Regions from separate parts of the Homo sapiens genome. Here region 2 is linked to region 1. A link is a contact called in ENCODE POLR2A ChIA-PET data. All regions are on one chromosome and are shown on one strand. The core of a region is the stretch at or near the end of the contact, and the rest is flanking DNA. Distances in the headings are between cores, read along the strand shown. Region 1 has its middle 29 kb from the start of SRGN. Region 2 overlaps HK1 (hexokinase 1).

The links. ChIA-PET counts read pairs that join two places held with the same protein, here RNA polymerase II (POLR2A).
Region 2: POLR2A ChIA-PET joins it to region 1 with 12 read pairs in activated B cell. The contact joins two enhancer-like sites. POLR2A ChIA-PET finds 5 or more read pairs at or near these places in 3 of 52 experiments (T-cell, activated B cell and naive thymus-derived CD4-positive, alpha-beta T cell).

What each region holds. Positions count from the first base shown.
Region 1 is chr10:69,055,644-69,062,993 of GRCh38, reverse strand. No RefSeq gene overlaps it. Among named protein-coding and RNA genes, the nearest start is that of SRGN, 29 kb to the left of the region's middle. RefSeq lists enhancers at 1,206-1,325, 5,274-5,473, 5,884-6,063, 6,274-6,423. Within about 2 kb of position 5,618, at least 18 of the 41 ENCODE cell types and tissues checked have a DNase peak (open chromatin) inside an H3K27ac peak, as active enhancers do.
Region 2 is chr10:69,339,599-69,346,587 of GRCh38, reverse strand. It overlaps HK1 (hexokinase 1), which reads right to left. Exons shown (of 18, transcript NM_000188.3): 2 at 2,599-2,761. Among named protein-coding and RNA genes, the nearest start is that of HK1, 24 kb to the right of the region's middle. RefSeq lists a silencer at 1,584-1,713 and enhancers at 2,318-3,171, 6,760-6,989. Within about 2 kb of position 5,712, at least 6 of the 41 ENCODE cell types and tissues checked have a DNase peak (open chromatin) inside an H3K27ac peak, as active enhancers do.

The sequences.
Region 1 (7,350 bases), core at 4,369-6,868:
AAAGGAATCCTCTGTTTCCCTCAATGCATTTCATCCATTCTTCGAAACTTTTGAGACCCTTCTATGTGCCAGTCACTAGTCTAGGTGCTGAAATTACCTCTGAGAGCCAGACAGACATAGTTCCTGCCCTCTTGGAGACATAGGTTAGAGGAGAAAACAGACAGTAGGCAAATAATTACAAATTTGACAAGCATAATGGCAAAATCTATTAGAGTATTTGCCAACTTATCCTCTACTTTGTACAGTGATCAAGAACTTGGGCTTGGAGTCAGCCCGCCTATGTTCGAGTACTGGCCACTTACTAGCTGGGGGGCCTGGACAATTTCCCTAACCTCCCTATGTCTCCACTATTCACGTGGAAATGGACAGAGTAATAGTACCTACTTTAAGGTTTACAGGGTGGATTCAAAGCATCAAAACCTAGAAAGCACTTCAAACCTGGCTTTGGCAAGTCCAAAATCAATACAAGCTATCGAGGTTGCTGTTATACTGTCTACACCTTATCCATCACTCTGGGGTATGAATCCTGGTCCCTCCAGCTTTCACTGTTTCCCACCTCCTCCCCATGCCTGGCTACCCATATACAAACTCTGACAGTAAGCAGAATTCCCACAGTGCTCTGTTCCAACATCCTGCATTGAGCTAATCTGGTTTGATGCTTCAGTTAGAATCCCTAATTCTAATTGAATGCCAGGCTCCTCATTGCACAGAGTGCCAGGCTCCTCATTGCACAGAGAAGAAAATGCTTTTTAAATATTCATCTTTTCTCCTTCACTAGACTGTGAGCGCCCTGAAGCTAGGCCTTCTTTCTCCTGTAGTGCTAAAAGTTTTTGGCAAGAAAAACAAGTGGAGGTAAAGTCGTAAAGTAGGGTGGTAGGGTTGAGAAAGGACAGGCTCTGGAGCCAGACAGCCCTGGGGCTATCACACCTGCTCTGCCACCTGTAACCACCTGACCAGGACAGCTTCCTTGGGGAGCCTCCTTCAATCATCTGTGAAATGCAGGAGGAGCAGCCGCCCGTCAGACCTGGTGGGGATCAGCAGTGACCTGCAGAAGTTGCTGGTGTGGTGGGCACCGGATACCTGGTGTTTCTGCTGCCTCGGTGCTGCTGAGGACCCAGAGCCCTGCCTGAGCAGCACGCTCACAGAGGCAGCGAAGTACAGGAAGTACACAAGGTCAAAAGGAAAACACGCTCTCCAGAGACGTCCTCTGATCACTATCGTGTACGTTGGGTCGAATGGAACAGAATTTGCTGCTAGAGTGTTTTTCCTCTCCTAACCCCATAGACGCTTCTATTTTGCTATTTTTACTAAACTCGAACAGGAACAGAAAGTATTCATGCAACTGTATCCAGTGAATGATTAAGAAATGCGTAAGAGCGGAGATTGTGTAATTCCCAGGCTGCTGTGCCTTGTCATCAGCCGCAAGTCCGAGAAATACTGCAACCGTCAAGTTGACCTCTGTTCCTAAGAAATTTCCTGGGTTGGCTTTAACACATTCTTTGAGAGTTATGACATAGGATATTAAAAAAATTCCTCCCACTTAGTGAGCCATACAAAGCCCACCACACATCAGTAGTGTCCATCCCATGTTTAATCTTCAGAAGGTGTGTGAGGAATAACATGTTTGCTTTTGAAAGATGCCTTGTAGACTGTGCGCAGTGGCTCATGCCTGTAATCCCAGCACTTTGGGAGGCTGAGGAGAGCGGATCACCTGAGGTCAGGAGTTTGAAACCAGCCTGGTCAACATGGTGAAACGCCATCTCTATTAAAAATACAAAACTTAGCCAGGCGTTGTGGCGGGCACCTGTAATCCCAGCTACTAAGGAGGCTGAGGTAGAAGAATTGCTTGAACCTGGGAGGCAGAGGCTGCAGTGAGCTGAGATCATGCCACTGCACTCCAGCCTGGGCAACAGAGCAAGACTCCATCTCAAAAAAAAAAAAAAAGATGCCTTGTCTTCAAGCAAACTATTATTAAGGATGAGTTGCTTATTTGTATTAAAAAGAGGGCTGGAGGATAGCTTGAGCCCAGGAGTTCAAAACCTGCCTGGGCAATATAGTGAGACCCCATTCTCAAAAAAAAAAAAAAAAGAAAGAAAAGGTGGGGATCACTGAATTTTCTATTGCATTAACCAAGAATCTTAAAAGTCATATTTTTAAAGATTATTGAAGATTTAAAATGTGTCTTGTTTTTTTTTTTTTCATTTTGTTTTATTTTATTTGAGACAGGGTCTCATGATGTTGCCCAGGCTGGTTTTACTCCTGGGCTCAAACTGTCTTCCTGCCTCATCCTCCCAATTAGCTGGGATTTCAAGTGCATGCCAACCCACACAGCCTTTTCTTTTTCATTTTCCTTTCTTTTTTTTTTTTGAGGCAGGATCTTGCTGTGTTGCCCAGGCTGGAGTGCAGTGGTGCAATCGCACTTCATTGCAGCCTGGACCTCCTGAGCTCAAGTGAGCCTCCCACCTCAGCCTCTTAAGAAGCTGGGACTGCAGACACATGCCAGCAATACACCTGGCTAATATTTTAATTTAATTTTTTCTAGAGACAGGGTCTCACAATGTTGCCCAGACTGGTCTCGAACTCCTGGATCAAGCAGTTTGCCCACCTCAGCCTCCCAAAATGTTGCAATTACAGGCTTGAGCCTTTTTATTATTTATTTATTTATTTATTTATTTATTTATTTATTTATTTTGAGATGGAGTCTTGCTCTTTGTTGCCCAGGGTGGAGTACAATGGCGCGACCTTGGCTAACTGCAACCTCCACCTCTCGGGTTCAAGCGATTCTCCTGCCTCAGCCTCCTCAGCAGCTGGGACTACAGGTGCGTGCCACCACACCCGGCTAATTTTTTGTATTTTTTTGTAGAGACGGGGTTTCACCGTGTTAGCCAAGATGGTCTCAATCTCCTGACCTCGTGATCTGCCCGCCTCGGACTCCCAAAATGCTGGGATTACAGGCGTGAGCCACCGTGCCCGGCCTGAGCCTTTTTATTTTTAAAAGTGGCTTTCCATTTTCTTTCTGTGGCAATTTCAAGAGGCATGGTGTGTTATTATCCCTGAGCTTTCTTGGGTATTAAAAAAAGGCCATGGGACTGGGCGCGGTGGCTCACGCCTGTAATCCCAGCACTTTGGGAGGCTGAGGTGGGCGGACCACCTGAGGTCAGGAGTTCAAGACCAGTTTGACCAACATGGTGAAACCCTATCTCTACTAAAATACAAAAAAATTAGCCGCGCGTAGTGACAGGTGCCTGTAGTCTCAGCTACTTGGGAGGCTGAGGCGGGAGAATTGCTTGAAACCAGGAGGCAGAGGTTGCAGTGAGCCAAGATTGCGCCATTGCACTTCAGCCTGGGCAACAAGAGACTCTGTCTCACATAAAAAAAAAAAAAAAAAGAGGCCATGGGGCTGGGCGCAGTGGCTCACACCTGTAATGCCAACACTTTGGAAGGCCAGGGTGGGAGGATCACTTGAGCCTAGGAGTTCCAGGCTGCAGTGAGCTATGGTCATGCCATTGTACTCCAACATGGGTGACAGAGTGAGACCTTGTCTCAAACATAATAATAATAATAATAGTAATAATAAAATGAAAATAGGTGGTGGCAGCTCCCACTTCATCTTTATTTTTTATTTCAGAGGCACTTATAAACCAGGAGAATTATGTGGAAAAGGAGTCCCCCGATATAACCCAAGACTCAGGAAATTCTTGCTCCTCTTGGCAGGGATGCAGCTGAAATTTACCTTTAGTTAGCATACTCCTCAGATAGGGCAAATGAATTGTGCAAAGATCAAAATGGGGCTTTTTTTTTTTTTTTTTTTGAGATGTCTCGCTCTGTCACCCAGGCTGGAGTGCAGTGGCACGATCTCAGCTCACTGTAATCTCTGCCTCCCAGCTTCAAGTGATTCTCCTGCCTCAGCCTCCTGAGTAGCTGGGATTACAGGTTCTACCACCGTGCCCAGCTAATTTTTGTATGTTTTAGTAGAGATGGCGTTTCGCCATGTTGGCCAGGCTGGTCTTGAACTCCTGACCTCAGGTGATCCGCCTGCCTCAGCCTCCCAAAGTGCTGGGATTACAGGTGTGAGCCAGTGCGCCCGGCCAAGGTGGAGTTTCTTTATTTTATTTATTATTTTTTTTTTATTTTTTTGAGACAGGGTCTCATTCTGTTCCCCAGGCTGGAGTGCAGGGGCATGATCACAGCCCCAGGACTCAAGTGATCCTCCCACCTCAGCCTCCCAAATAGCTGAGACTACGGGTATGCACCACCACACCCAGCTAATTTCTTTTTTTTTTTTTTAGAGATGGGTTTTTGACATGTTGCCCAGGCTGGTCTCAAACTCCTGGGCTCAAGCGATCCTCCTGCCTCAGCCTCCCAAAGTGTTAGGATTACAGGTATGAGCCACCATGCCTGGCTGGGGAGTATCTCTTAATGACTTAAGAAAACTTAAAAGAACAAACTCTTCACTATTTGGTCCGTGTGTTTGCTCCAAATTAGTAAAATTTGACCATGAAATAAAAATTGGAGGCAGGTACGAGGAGTTGGCATCCCTTTGGTGGTTGCTAAAGTTGGGCAAGAAGGAAAACAGAAAACAGAGAAGAATGATAGTGAAGTCCACAGTGAAGTGATATTAACAGAAACCAGTGTAGCCGCAACAGGGAAGGCTGGGGACAGAACTCTCAAAGCCATATACTCGCAAGGAAACCACTAACTCCTGCCCATACCAGGCACCCCAGGACTGTGCCCTAGACCCTTAATAATGACAAATTTTTTCAAATCAGTAACCGAGACCCAACAACAAAAGGGTAACCACATATATGAAATGAATACCAACTCAGAAAATCCAGGGCTCCTGGGCATAACTCTCTTGAACCTCAACTTGGGATGCCTGCAGCCTGAATCACTTCTGAGCCCTTTGGGGATGGGGATCAGCCCTGAGTCCAGGCTGGGATTCAGCTCACTAGAAGCACATTCCCCACCCTTTCCTCCTTATCTGTAGGTGGAGGCAGCTGGGAGACTGTGGGTGATCCTCCACTTATTTCCAGTAGGTTCCTTTTGTCACCAGCAGTCTCTCCTCTAAAGCCAAGAGGAGTCAGGGAGAAGAGTCTGTCCTGGGCTGCTCGACTCGTGCTGAGAAGACACCACTTCCAGGAAGCCTGGGCACAAACGACTCTGACCACTTTGCTTTCAGATTTCAGCGAGGACAGACACTGTGGGGTCACTGTGGTTGGTTCTTGTTAAAGTTCTGAATGCTTCCATTGCTTGAAAAGGGAGGTCTTAGAGAACAGGCCAGAAGACAAGTCTTTCTACCTTCCCCAGGAGGAGGAAGTCACAGGTTAGGCCTCAGGGAGAAGAGCTGCTGATCTTTTGCACTGGAATCAAGAAGTCAGGGAGAGGGTGAGAACTGGGGTGGACCCAAGGCCTCTGCCGCCTTTTGTACCTGCGCTGTCCCGTGTTTATTTATCTACCAGTTAGTTTCCCCCAGCATGGTGTGGAACTGGAAGTGCATGTGGGCTCCCGCCGGCCCCAGCCCACTTCCTCCTCTCCAGGGAGACAATAAGGGGAAGGGAAAGCGTGGCACACTAAACCTGCCAGGGACCTGAGGTCCTGGCTCTGCTGCCCCCCTGCTGCCGAGCCGTCGATCGTGGGAAATTCATCCACCTCTCTAACTTTGCCTCTTCCTCCTCCAAACATGGGGAAGAGAACCTCTACAATGGGGTACAGAATTTGGATGATACATGTGTATTTTCCTGAGGAGATGGTTCTGCAGCTTTCGCCAGAGGGCTGAAAGAGTTCCCGGACTCCAAGGGAAAAAAGATCCAGTCTAAGGGCCCTGTTCCGTGGCTCCGAGCAGCACGGCAGACACTTCCTGGGTCTGTCGTTTACTTCAGGCACCTCTCACTCGCACCTCAGACATCTCCTCAGACACCCAGGTCTCCAGCCATCCACAACTATGATTCTTTTTGCTTTAATCAACCTCTGTTTTAGGCTGCTGGGCCAGGAGGTCAAGTTCCCCTGTGGTGACACCACCACCTCTCGCCAACTGGTCACTGTTGTGCACGCCCCACACAGCATGTGTGCCCACCCACAGGGGCAGGTGGATCCAAAGGGTACTGCTGTGAGTTGGGCAGCTAAGACTCTATCTAGCCTTTAAGACTCAGCTCAGCCACGCACCAGACAACCCAGGGTGGGTGTGAGAGAGTAGAAACATCATCTGAAGTTAACCCATTTGTTTCTGGTTTGCTCTACACACCTGTACCAGGCCCCAGCTGCAAACCTCTTCCTACTCTGAGTTCTTGGCTCAGATCCCCTGGCCAGACTGTGAGCTCCCTGAGGGTGGGGGACTGTGCCTGGGGCAGGCTTGGATCACAGGGGCCAAGCGTCTGCCGAGCTGCAGAAGGGCTCTAAAGGAGCGCCAGCAGGCATCAGTGGGTCTCCCAGGTCCCTCCTCTGGCGGGAACACTAGCAATCAGGGCAGGAAGGAATTGTGAGGGGCAGCAAGGAGCTGGCGGTCAGCATCTACCTGTCGAGGCTCAAGGAACAACTGCTCTCCTCCAGTCCAAGCTCTTCTCATTCCCTCACTGTTTGGGTTGCCCCCTCCCCCTTGGGTTAACAAGGCTGGAAAAAAGCCCTATTGCCCTCCCCCAGGGCTGCCATGGGAGGCCAAGGGGCACTTCTGCCAAAAAATGAGAAACGAGTAAGTGAGGGGGTGCTCTCACCCCAAACGGAAGTGAGACAGCCCTGACCGTGAGCGGTGTGACCTTTGCCTGCAGGCCACACAGGAAGAGAGAGGGAGTTACTGTGTCCACTACATACCACTCTGCCTTCTCTGGGGACAAGGAGCCTCCTCTGAATGTTCTTTACCTTCCGAAGATCTTTGCTTTGATCAGGGGCCCTTTTGGCCATCTGGCCAGCCTACAGACCCCCTTCTCAGAATGCTGTCTTAAAATACATCTAACATAGCCGGGTGCAGTGGCTCACGCCTGTAATCCCAGCACTTTGAGAGGCCGAGGTGGGTGGATCACGAGGTCAGGAGATTGAGACCATCCTGGCTAACACGGTGAAACCCCATCTCTACTAAAAATACAAAAAATTAGCCAGGTGTGGTGGCGGGCAACTGTAGTCTCAGCTACTTGGGAAGCTGAAGCAGGAGAATGGCATGAACCCAGGAGGCAGAGGTTGCAGTGAGCCAAAATCATGCCACTGCACTCCAGCCTGGGCGACAGAGCGAGACTCCGTCTCAAAAAAAAAAGAAAAGAAAAAAATCTAAGATACATAGGATTTCTATTGAAACAATTATGTTGAATGCCAGTAGCCAAAAATATTGTAAAATTTGTGATATGGTGATATATGTGCATCTTC
Region 2 (6,989 bases), core at 4,463-6,962, 280 kb before region 1:
CCAGTCTGGGCAACATGGCAAAACCCTATCTCTACAAAATACCAAAAACAAAAACCTCACTGCCCATTAAAAAAAAAATGACCAAAAAAGAAAGAAACTAATTAAAAATGGGCTGATAGGTATCAGAATGTATGTATCAGATATGTTTTCAGAAATGCTTCTGGAAAGTCAGTTGAGTTCCAAAACTCTGTGTCTAGTCGACCAGGGTCAAGGTCAGCAAGAAAGGAAAGGCTTGTTTCCTTCCTTTGCCTTGGAAATCACATCACCACTTAGGCATTGCTCCACCATGGTGAGCGCCAATTTATCCCTCCGTGGTTTGGGATTACCACTAATTCTGTCACTAATTACTACAGTTGAAGCAGTGATTAACATTTCAAAAAGGGAACAGCACTATGGATTTACTATTAAGAGACCCAGATTCTGATTACTGCAGGGATCTCCTGATTCTTGGATGATAAAGGAGCCAAGAGGCAGGGGGAGGTGAAGACAGAAGCCCGGCACAACACGAAGGGGCAGGAAGTGGACTGGGGGTTGGGTATCCAAGTCCTTAGCATCAACAGCAATGTCTTTGCGGGGCTGTAGGGACCATTGCAAGCGAAGTGTGGGCTCTGGGGCACATGAACTGAACCCACCCATAAATATTTGGAATGGGGGGGTGCCGTTTCTATGAATCTCTAAAAGGGGGTGAAAAATACATTTCACAAATGAGTATGAGTTCTAAGCCTTGTTTGGAGGAGTAGCCAATATGGCAAATGGCTGGATTTCTACTGCACTTGGATCACACCTTGAGACTCTCAATCCTGGAAACAGTTTGTGAAGGAGAGGGAGAGCACCCCTGCTGACATAGGTCCCTGGGACACAGCTGGCTTGAGAGCAGGGCCCAGTGGGTAGGAGGCAAAGTGTCTCCTCCCCTGTGTCTGCCCTGAGCCAGTCACACAGGGCCAGGTGCCTCGCAGGGATCAGGTAGCCTTCTGAGCTCTCCCAAGCAAAGCCAAAGCAGGTGCTCTCCTGGGTGCTGCCCATACCCCCTCCCCTCCCCGCTCCTTCCTCTTCTCTCAGCTGGAAGCAGTCAGAGCCATGCCTCTGCTACATAGCTCTCCTCATCCTGGAAAGGTTCCAGTGCTCCTGGCTGTAGGTGACATCCATGGCTGGGAAAAAGCAAGAGTGAACTATATATAAAGTTCTTTCTTCTCCAGCCAGAGACAAGCGAACACACCCAGGGTAGACCACAGTCTATTCACTCTGATGGCCAGAATCTCTTCAGTAGTTCTTAAAAAGCTAGAAGTAGGTGCTAGTAATCAACACCTAAACAAAAGGGTGGAGGTGGAGTAGGCTTACATCAGAGATATACATGCTAATATGTGAGCATGAAGTAGACCCCACCCGTGGCCACAGTGAACAGCACAAGGCCTCTTTATCAGCGTCCAAATCTCATTCAGGATGACTGCAGGCAGAGAGCAGAGGTCTTTTCCTGCTGCAACCAGCCTACTCCCACTTGCCCATCTTTCAAGAACATCAGTTGCAACAGCTGCAGTTTCCTGGCGTCCATTTTGCAGGCTGCATACAAGATGCCCCAAATCACTCCTTTAAATAAGAGCCTCGAGAGCAGGGAAGAAATCGCAGGGGTGTGTGAAAGCTGTACTCACTGGTCGTGTACTCACAACCCCAAGGGAAACCTGACTTCCTCCTGCTCTCCCTCCCTCTGCTGCCTACAGCAGGTGAGCCCCACCCTAGAGCACAGAACACAGCTAACAGGGGATTCCTGTGAGGGCGCCACGCTGGAGCAAGCACAGCATTCACCTCCACAAACTAGTAACTGCGGGTCTGCCGGGAAGAACAGCTTCCACTGAGCAGGCCAGACTGCGACTTCTCAGTCTCCGCTCAGCCAGGTGCAGGGGCTGATACCACTCCTCTGGGGAGGAGAAACAGACAATCCTCAGGGGGCCCTCCCCCAACGCCCCACTGCAGGGTATGAGCCACAGGATGCAGAGTGAAAGGATACAATTTTTCTTTCAATTCTACCTCCCCTCTGTATTTCTTTGTTTTGGGGGCTGCCTCAATTCTGCATCTGTGAAATCTGTCCAAAGGGGGTCTGGAATCTCTGCCTTTAAGTCTGAGACCCACCTGTCCATTAGGATTGCTATTATCTGGGATAAGAAGAGAGGGAAGCTTTGATTCCCTGATGGAGAGATTTCCCTAAAATGAACCCTTCATTTGTTCTGGAGTTCTTCATGTTCTGAAGACATAAGAGCAACCCACACAGTATCTGCGAGACCCATAAACACTACACTTTCTAAAGTATCACAAGCCACTAGACAGTAAAGTCAATGACAGCAGGTCAGCCTTGCCCAACCATGGTATCCCCAGTGACTGGCATAAGGTCTCAGTAGACACATATTGGATGGATGGATCAGCGGATGGATGGATGGATGGATGGATCAGCAGATGGATCAGCGGATGGATGGATGGATGGATGGGAGAGCAGATTGATGGAATGGTGAATGAATGAATGAGCAAATGTATGAACAAATGAAGTTAGAAGGAAGATTTCACAGAACATTTAGCCCTCAGGGTTCAATCTCTGGGTGACAGACTTACCAGAGCCATCAGGAATGGACCTTACGAATGTTGGCAACATCTTGACTGTGGCTGTTGGATTAAAATCCCGGGAGAGGCCATTCTTCATCTCCTTCCTGAAGCGAGTCATGATATCTATGAGAGTTTCATCGGAGAGCCGCATGGCATAGAGATACTTGTCAATCTGGAGGGGGATGAGAAGGAAGGAGAGTGAGGTCGAGGGGGAGGACAGGGCAAGGTGAGGCACCCACCCGCTGAGATAGCCAGCTCCCACAGGCACAGGAACACGCACGCTGGCACATCGCATGGCGGAAGGTCATTCAACTGCTGTCATCCATGTCACCCAGAACAGGCTTGCAAATGCTCTGAGCCCTAGTTCCTGGCCTGTAAAATGAACCCGATATCTCTAAGATCCTTTCCAACCCTCAAATATGACATGGAAGCTGCTCTTCAACCCCCAAGTACTTGATGGAGGTAGGTTTCCTCCAGTATCAGGAACACCTCAAGCCTCCTTCTCTCTCTGAGAATTGGCTGGCTCACTCTCACTGGGATGGGAATGACAGAGAGGCTACGAACAAGGGCTCTGGAGCCAGCCAACTGGGTTCAATCCTAGCCCCAGAGCTTAACAGCTGTGTGAATTTCAGTTTCCTCAACTGAAAAACTGAGATGATAGATAGGACCTAACATATAGGACAAGTTCAAATGAGACACAAGCACTTAGAACACAGTAACTGCTCAATAAACATCAGCTATTATTATTAACATGAGACAGTAGTACTGGCAGGTGTCCATGGGCAAGACTTCTAGAAAGACAGAAATGGCGGCCAAAGGGCTAGGACCCTTCTGAGAACACAGGGTGGCAGGCCCAGAGCACAGAAACCTTAAACCCAGCCTCAATGAATGGAGACAGCCCCTGGGCTCCCATACCCATGTGCCGGGCCTGTGTGCCAGGCCATGGGCCCTGCACCTCCGAGTCAAACTACTCCCACCCTTCACCAGGCCTGACCCAACCTGCTCCTCTTCCTGAGTTCCCCGTTCTCCTCAAGCTGCCCAGGCTCCTAACCTTAGGCACCCTGGGTTGTCACTGGCTATCACTAATTGTTTGTCCTTCATGGCATCTTCGCATTTATTCTCCCAAAAAAGGATTCACTGGGCACCAGCTAGGTGCCTAGAATTGAGCTAGACACCTGTCCTGATGGCACTATCCCTGTAGAGTCCACCGAGGAAGGTTCTTTTGTTTCACCATCCACTCTTTCTGCTGCTCTGTGTGCCTGGATTGCTGATGATCCACTGTAACAGTTTATCTTCAATCTCTTCCTTCCAACCCATCTTCTACACCACTGCAGCATCAGCCTCTTAAAGTGCAACCCTAATCAAGTCATGCCTCTGCCCAAAGCCTTGCAATGCCTCCCCACTGCCAAGGCACCTACCCTCTGCAGGTGTGGCTCTGTGCTCTCTGAACTCCGGCCAAACCACCTCTACCATTCCTAGTAGGTGCTCCAGGCTCTCCTCCTTCTGCTGTCACCTCTACCTGAAATGCCCTTCCTTTTCTTCCCAGCTCACCTAACCTTCAAGGTTCAAATCAACTGTCACTTCCTCCTGAAGATGTCCAAGTCCTTCAGGCTGGATATCACCACTCCTTCAGCACTGACCCCTAGGCAGGGTCTGGTCTGGATCCCAGCTTTCCATGCGTGTCACCCTGACCTCCCCAGTGCCTCACATGGAGCCTTGCACACAGAAGGCTCCCACTGGATAGAGAGACAGATTTACAGCCCCACAAGGCTGAAAAGACCTTAACACTGGTGTTTTTTCCTTTGTTTGTTTGTTTGTTTGTTTGTTTGTTTGTTTTTGGGGTTGGTTTTTTTTTCATAGTCTATCTCTGTCACCCAGGCTGGAATGCAGTGGCAGAATCTTGGCTCACTGCAACCTCCACCTCCCAGGTTCAAGCAATTCTCCTGCCTCAGCCTCCTGAGTGGCTGGGATTACAGGCGTGCGCCACCACGCCCTGCTAATTTTTGTATTTTTAGTAGAGACAGGGTTTCACCATGTTGGCCAGGCTGGTCTCAAACTCCTGACCTCAAGTGATCCACCCACCTAGGCCTCCCAAAATGTCTGCCAACACTCTCTGCGCCCAAGGATGATCCTTGCCCCCACTCCTAACCACTAGCCCTACCACCTTTTTCCCTTTACAATAAAGCAGCTCAAAGAAGGGCAATCAGGAACCACCAAGAGCCAGAATAGAAATTGCCAGAAGAGGCCAGGCATGGTGGCTGACACCTGTAATTCTAGAACTTTGCAAGGCCAAGGCAGCAGGATCATTTGAGCCCAGGAGTTCGAGATTAGCCTGGGCAACAACCCTGTCTCTACAAAAAATAAAAATTAGCCCAGCATGGTGATGCACACCTGTAGTCTCAGCTACTCGGGAGGCTGAGGCAAGAGGATCACTTGGGCCCAAGAGGTTGAGGCTGCATTGAGCCATGATTGAACCACTGTACTCCAGCCTAAGTGACAGAGTGAGACTGTCTCTAAAAAAAAAAAAAATTAACAATTGGCCAGGAGCAGTGGCCCACACCTGTAATCCCAACACTTTGGGAGGCTAAGGCAGGCAGATTGCTTGGGGCCAGGAGTTCGAGAGCAGCCTGGGAAACTTGGCAAAACCTCGTCTCTAAAAAAATACAAAAATTAGCCAGGCGTGGTGATACGCCCCTGTAGTCCCAGCTACTCGGGAGACTGAGGCGGGAGGATTGCCTGAGCTGGGGAAGCAGAGGTTGCAGGGTGCTATGATCCTGCCACTGTACCCCAGCCTGGGTGACAGACTTAGATCCAGTCTCCAAAAAAAAAAGAAAGAAAGAAATATGTATATATATTTTTTAAAGGAAATAAAATTGCCAAAAACATGGCCCTGGGAGGAGAGACAAGCCATGCCCTATTCTGGCTGGTGGCATTCATCAGCAGCCCTTGCCATCATAGTGCCCTGGGTCTGCAGGGAGAGACAGCCACGTTGCAAGCATGGGAGAGAAGGCTTCCTGGAGAGGCGAAGTTGGAGAGCATGCCCAGGCACAAGCAAGGGCATGTGTGAAGTCCGAAGGGGAGGGAGGGTGGTTTTTGTGATGAACAAGCAGACGGTGTGCCTGGAAAGACTGTCCAGAGCTCAACCACACAGGGCCTGATGAGCCACATAAACAAATACAAGCGGGATCCCACAGCACAGCGAGCCTTGGGACGGCTTTACTGATTACAACCATGATGAGAGTTGTGTGTCTGCTGCGTGGAGAATGGAGGAGCAAGCGCAAGATCATACAATAAAAGCTACATTGCTAGCTGGCACAGTGGCTCATGCCTGTAATCCTGGCACTTTGGGAGGCCGAGGCAGGAGGATTGCTTAGGCCCAAAAGTTCAAGACCAGCCTGAGCAACATAGTGATATCGCACCTCTAAAATATTTTTTAATTTTAATTTTAAGGCCGGGAGCAATGGCTCATGCCTGTAACCCCAGAACTTTGAGAGGCCGAGGCGAGTGGATTACCTGAGGTCAGGAGTTCAAGACCAGCCTGGCCAACATGGTAAAACCCGGTCTCTACTAAAAATACAAAAATTAGCTGGGCATGGTGGTGCATGCCTGTAATCCCAGCTACTCAGGAGACTGAGATATGAGAATCGCGTGAACCCAGGAGGTAGAGAAGATTGCAGTCAGCCAAGATCGCGCCATCGCACTCCAGCCTGGGCAATGCAGCAAGACTCCATCTCAAAAAATTTTTTTTAATTTTAATTTTAAAAAAGGTACATTGCTACTCCAGCATTTTGGACACGCCCCAACGACCACACTCCTCACACATCATGATTATCCTTTTACCAAGCTGTCCATCTCCTATGATACTGCGTGAGTTCCCCAGGGAAAGAAAACATATTGAATAGACCTTTGGAACTCACCCAGTTGCTTGACACAAAGGAGGAATTCAAACAATGCTGGATCCTGGAATAATACTATATAATTCTCTTGTGGCTTACAGTATATCAGTATATCAAGATCCAGTATGTCATTTAACCTTCAAAACTGTCTGGGAGATGTTCTTAATCCCCATTTTACAGACACAGAAACTGATGGTCCAAGAAGCTAAGTGATTAGTTCAAAGCACACAGCTGGGGGAGTGAGGTTTTATACCTGCAAGTCTAAGGCTCCTCCATACAATCATCCCTGCCCCTTAAGAAAGACTGGTCCCCTGCTCTGCAGAAGGCAGATCCAAGTAGAGCTGTTGGGGTTTTCCCGCTGGACAGGAGAAGCTTCTAGAAAAGGCAGCTCTCCATAACTCCACAGCTATCCTGCCTTCTAAGTCAAGGTGCAGCTCAGCACACAGACATTGATCCAAAAACCCCAACGTTTCAGGACAACCAAGCTAAATCCAAATAAAGCTT